Linked DNA regions of Homo sapiens: region 2 is linked to region 1. A link is an interaction called in ENCODE POLR2A ChIA-PET data of the cell type or tissue named here. Cell type or tissue: PC-9. All regions are shown on one strand. Links, peaks and the distances in the headings refer to the core of each region. The heading gives the core; the rest is flanking DNA. Region 1 overlaps RUNX1 (RUNX family transcription factor 1). Region 2 overlaps RUNX1 (RUNX family transcription factor 1).

Evidence for each region. ChIA-PET counts read pairs that join two places held together with the same protein. Peaks named below come from ENCODE experiments on the same cell type or tissue, not always from the same donor. Only the 100,000 strongest peaks of a DNase experiment are listed, where the experiment ranks them.
Region 2: POLR2A ChIA-PET joins it to region 1 with 8 read pairs; 5 of 35 experiments call an interaction of 5 or more read pairs at or near these places.

The regions. Positions count from the first base shown.
Region 1 is chr21:35,025,677-35,028,589 of GRCh38, forward strand. All of the region lies in intron 2 of RUNX1 (RUNX family transcription factor 1), which reads right to left. Among named protein-coding and RNA genes, the nearest start is that of RUNX1-IT1, 12 kb to the right of the region's middle. RefSeq lists enhancers at 996-1,498, 1,152-1,296 and a cis regulatory region at 1,215-1,232. In PC-9, for the core only: no CTCF peak of the experiment used is centred there; no DNase peak of the experiment used is centred there.
Region 2 is chr21:34,955,263-34,958,175 of GRCh38, forward strand. The region is part of intron 2 of RUNX1 (RUNX family transcription factor 1); the gene reads right to left. Among named protein-coding and RNA genes, the nearest start is that of RUNX1-IT1, 83 kb to the right of the region's middle. In PC-9, for the core only: no CTCF peak of the experiment used is centred there; a DNase peak (open chromatin) is centred at 1,329; H3K27ac peaks cover 415 bases.

The DNA of each region.
Region 1 (2,913 bases), core at 317-2,816:
TGAATAATTAGGAGTGAGGCCATGAGACAGAGGAAGAAAAGCTCATAGGAATGGGAAGACAGCCTCTCAGATGAGAGGTGTGCGGAGTGATTGCTGTGAGGAATTGCTCAATAGGAAAGTTAGCCAACCTGAGGACGTTTCTAGGGGAGGAAAAGGGAAACTCATATGGTTCTCTGCTAATTCTTAAAAATAAGGTAGATTCTTACTCATCTAGGGTGCTTGCTCGTTATGAACACAGGAAGATTAAGGAATGAGTATGGACTGTTTCTACTCTATGTTTTCGGACAAGAAGAATAATAAAAAAGCACTGGGTAGCTGGAACAACTGCAGAGGCCCCAACAATGATGGAGACTTTCTGGTGCACCGTGGCACAGGGGTCTCTTCCAAAGGGACTCAATCAACCCCAACAGGCATCATCTTCTGTGACTCAAGATGTCCTTTTTAGGAGTGCTTGTACTTTTTAATGCTCAGAGAAGTTCGTATTACTGATTCGGGAACACTGAGTTTTTCAGCTCCTGTAAAACTATTTTCAGGTTTATTTTCAAGTACATTCTTTACCTCGGGGGGTCAAATCTTTTGGTTTCCAGTGAATATCGTGGTTATACCTGTGGTTACCCACTGACTTCTCATCTGCCTAGCTTATCTGATAACAGGCAAATGGGGAAAGAGGCTTTAATACCCCTCAAAAGGGGAAGATTGATAATTAGTTATTCACCGCATAGAATCAGGCCAGGTCAACTCTCTCCAAGAAGAAAAGCAATCTGGATATTGCACTTTGGGGTCCCTTTTCATTTTGGCATTACAGGCCTCATGAGGATGTAGTCTTTCTGTATTTCTTTCTTTCTTTTTAAATTGTTATTTATTTATTTATTTTAACCAGGTCAAAGCATTACATACTGCAGAAGAGAAAGCAACTTCAGCTTCTCTTAAACGGTGTCATTTTCATGACAGCTCGTAAATTTTGGCCTCCTATGGGTCCAGGATCTGCGCGCATCCGCCCGGGGACTTGTTGGTGGATCCATCCCTCATGGCGGAGCAGCAAGGGGATCCTTTAGAAAAAGCAATGGGCGAAGTAACTGAAAGAGCGACGCAGAAAGCAACAGCCAGAAACGGCGGGGACGCGAGCGGCCCAGACAGGAAGGGAGGCGGTGGCGCAGCTCTGGTGCGCAGCGCGCCGCAGCGACGGAACTTCTGCAAAAGCTGCCTGCCCGCGCGTTATCAGCGGCGCGCAGGCCTGTGGTTTTCTCGCTCTCGCAACCCTGCTTTAACTGCCGGTTTATTTTTCGACAAACAGGATGCCTCCATCTGAGGCTGTCAGCATCCCAGGCTCTTTGAAAGAAAAGAAGTAGAGCGGCCCCACCCTAGAGGCAAGGACGGGGTCTGTGTCAAGAGGCTTCCCAGAGAAGTGAAAACTCTGCAGGTGCAGCCGCTGGGAGAGCATCAAGAAGGGCAGGGTGGAGGGGCAGGGGGCGAAGGGAGGGGGTGAAGCCCGCACCCTACCCCCACATGAAACTGATTCCACTACCCCATCTCTGCAAGCGTCCAGAGGCAGAGAGGCCAACATTTCGGGGACAGCTTGGAGGCGGGAGATTTAGGCAGGGCTCCTTAAACTTTTATGTGCATGAAAATCAGGCCAATCACGGGGCTCTTGAGCAAATGGGGACGATGATTCAGCAGGTCTGGGCTGAGGCCTCAGATTCTGCACTTCTAACAAGTTCCCAGGTGGTAGTGATGCTGCCAGTCCAAAGACCACACTGTGAATAGCAAGGCGTCGTCGGGACAGTCTGCTTTAGAGTAAAACCTAATAGATGTGCAAATATTTAAACCAAGCTGTATTTATTCCTGAGGCCCTGGTTTAACTGGAGCCACCTTGCTAATGGAAAATGGAAAATGAAATTCCTTTAGGTTCCAAAGGGAAGGAAAGTTTGAAATGGTTAAGGTATTTAAAAAATCCTAGTTGGGAGTGGCCTTGGGGATTCGGGAGAGTTGAAGTTAGGTTCTGAGCCAAGAGATGGGGGAGGAAGGGTGGGATGTGGCAAATAAATATAAACACACACACACAAACCCCAGCCCAACCACAGGTTCTTTCCTATCAATGAAACATTTGCATCTTGCAGGTAGAACTCACACGTGTCCACATTTTTCAGAAGTTGAATGGTTTTGTGTAATGGTACAGAATTTGGAGCCCATATTTGAATATTCTAGATCCAATGTTATCTCAGACTGGCTTTAGGATCTTGTGGCCTACATTTAAAAATGCATGTTTCTGAGTCATGTTTAATTAGTAGTAGTATCTGAGAACTGAGAGACTAGACTAAGAAATCCATGGTATATGAATAAAATCTCCAGACAGCAGCTAGAACATAGAGGTCCCTCCAGAGGCAGTGCCAGTTGTCAGCTGTAAAAATAGGTTCTGCTCAGTTTTGCTTAGGCCTGAAGTTTCCTGAAGATTTCATTTAGACTTCATCAAAACCAGTCAAAGACTTCCTGTTACAGAAAGGTTCTTAAAGTATGGCTGGGACTACAGGGCTATTAAGATGCAGATTCTTGGGCCTCTCTGCCTCACTCATCATGGTTTCTCAGGGTGGGTGCCGGGAACCTGCATTTTAACAAACGCTTTGAGGATTCTTATGTACTGCCAAGTTTAGGAGTCCCTGGTCTGCAGGTTTAAGTTCAACCTTCTCACTGCAGCATTCAAAGACCTGGCTTCAATTTTGCTGTTCACAGGCGAGCCTCAGTGACTTCCTCACTGCCCTCTGAGCACTCCTGGAGCCACCTGGCTGCCTCATTCATTTCTTCTCCTCTGTCTTTCCCCAGCCCTGGAATAAAATGACTTCCATCTTCCTCTCCGAACTCTCTTCAGATCATGGCTTCCCACTCAGCAAGCAGTTACTTTCCTGGTCTGCCACTGCT
Region 2 (2,913 bases), core at 183-2,682, 71 kb before region 1:
CTTACACTTACTAAAGTTGGAGGATGATTGTTCTAAGCAGTTGTGAGGATTGCATGAGACAATACGAACAAAGACTTTAGGACTATATCTGGCCCATGGTAAGTGCTCCATATATGGAAGCAATTATTTTTATCATTAGAGCACACTGTGGTGTAGAATAACTTGGTCAGAAAAGCTAGGCAAGTCCATGAAGGGGAAAAAGGGAGATGGCATTACTCTTTCTCAGGATTATAACTCTGAACTCAAAGGGAGCCAAGAGGGCAGGCACACTGAATGTAACCCGATTTGACTTAAACGGAAGACTGAGGCAAATCATTGATGTGTTGAGTATTCAGCAACAGAATAACAACCTGAAAACAGATGAAGGAGAAGGTTGCTGTCCTAACAGCAAAATCCCTTAAGACTCCCAGGCTTTCCGAAGGTGAATTTTTAAGCATTGATGGAAATGCGTTAATGAGCATATAAAATTGTGGTTGAATGGTGACCACCATGCCTGAAGCTCTGTTGAAAAATTATTGACAGCTATATTGCTTATTCCTGTAGTGGTTAGGAAATGAAATGCCTTTCTCTAATCAAGTAATTGCATTAAGGAGCTACTGGGAACATTTGGTTGCTTTTCCGGAATAGGCAAGAAGTCAACTGCACTTCAACCAGGTTAACTGTCAAGAGGAGTTTGGCTCAAATTTCTTTTAGTTCAACTAACATCTTTTTTTTCCTCATGCATATGCAAGCAAAAGTATAAAAATAAATTCAGCTAATAGCCAAAACAAAACAGCACATTTGTAGTAAATCCTGCCTGTTTCTGAAATAAAATTCAGCAAAAGATGTGTTTTTGTTTTTTCTGTTTAAGGGAGAGATGGTGGAGATGTGGGTTTTGGCACAAACCTTAAACCCTAAAATGAGCTGCAACACAGGTGGAGTGAGATGGATTTCCAGTGACTAAGGCAGACAGCGTCATGCCCAGCTTTAACTGTGTGAAGATTCATTGTGAATTTTGCCATAGCCCAAGCAGAAAGAAGATACATTTTCTGGTTACAATAGTTTTGGTTGGCAGAATTTACCTGAAAATTCACTCAAAAAAGTCTCTCATTTGAAAGATGAACTGGTAGAGAATTGTGAACATACAGAACAAGGATATAAGTAGACAGAACACAGTCATTTTTTTGTTGAAGTTGTTACTGTGAAATTTCAAGCTCCTTGGGTCTTCGAAAGGCCACTTTTATGTCTGCAGCTCCATAGAGATACAACCACTGAAATAAAAAACACAGTGACTGGGCCATTTTGTTTACACAGTGCCACATTCTTGGCCAGTCTTGTTTGTCACCAAATGGCCTGATGAATGCTGTTTTGATGTCACGCCCTAGATACCACTTTGTGTTTTTGTGCTCTTGGGCATGAATGGGTGACTAGCTCACTCATGGGCTGTGGCTCTAAGGCCCCTGGTTACTGAGCAAAGTTGATCTGAATTGCTAGAACATTTGAGCCCATTTGCCCCATCCTGCTCGTTCTCCTCCTCTTCCTCTTTTTCTCTCCCATATATACAGTGATATGCAGGGCATACCACTACATCATAGATCTCAGTCCTCAAAGCTTACAAAATTACTTCCATTTGTGAGGTAAACTAACTCTTGTTCCTCAGTCTTGAATTTACCCACCAGGCTTGCTGCAAAGAATGAGCTTAAAAATAACCTGATGATTTCCACGTGGCAGGGCCACGGGTTACAGAGCACAGCCTGTGCCCCTAGGACAGGCACCCACATTGTTCTTTTTGGAAGGAGTGGATCTGATGCCAGGGAAAGGTGACACAAGAAAGAAGCTGGCCACGAAGCCTCTGAGCTTTGTGACCTGATGCTCACCTGACGCATGGCCAGGCTGTCTCCTCTCTGCCAAATAGGGAGAGAAACTCTGACTTGGCCGACATCGTGGGTGTGTTAGGTAATATTTGCCAACTGCTTTGAAGATGAAAAGCGTTATGGGGCACTAAATGTGATAATTATCAATTATAAAACCTCACTACTCCCTGGAACACTAGGGGCGAATGAGCAGGAAATATAAATGTTTGTGACAGGAAGCCAGGAGCCAGGATGGCTCGTGAAATGTGAAAAGTTCAACACACAGTGCCCTTACCTGGGGCAAGCCAGGAACTCATTTGTCTTTGGAAGGTAAATGCTTCCTTGAGCTAACGAGGTGGCCCCCTGAGAGACTACCTTATTAAGTACTCCTGGAATTCTGGGCAAGGGGTGCCTGTGTACCTCTCCAGTGCCACCTGGGTGCCATGAAAAAAATGTCCCACTTGGAGTTTGGCCTGGGCTTTTCCCTCATCCTTTCTCTATTATCCGAGGATAACAGGGTGATAGACTGAAGACCTCTGGGCCGTTCAGATATTCGTACATTCTAGACACACATCATGATGATATTCACACATCATAATCATTGAGCTTTTGCAAGGATCCCGGAATGAGGCACACACCTCCTCTGGCCATTTGATTGTGTTTATAAACTGAAGTGTTCTTGTCTTGGAAATCTTTAGCCTTTTCAGGGTCATCTGGAATCCCGAGGCTGATGTCATGTCCGGCTATCGGCACATGTAGTGTAGGCAGTTTACTCTATGGCTTCATCTGAGGGGTATGGGGCAGGATGTCTGTCCCAGTAGCCAACCCTTTTGCCCGTCAGGCCACCAATGGGAATTTCTCTTGCCAGTGGTTTGTTTGTACAAGTCTCCCAACAAATGCATCCTTGTAAAGGATGGCGGTAAAATAATAACTCCTTCTAGTTCATCTTTTTTGAAAGACAGACAAATTTGGGGGCACTCAGAAGAATTACAATTATTTACCTCCTGTGAGATAAAGGGCTGTCTAACAGGCTGATGTGTGGCCAGGACAAAACAGAGCAGAAACAGTGCCCATTACTGAG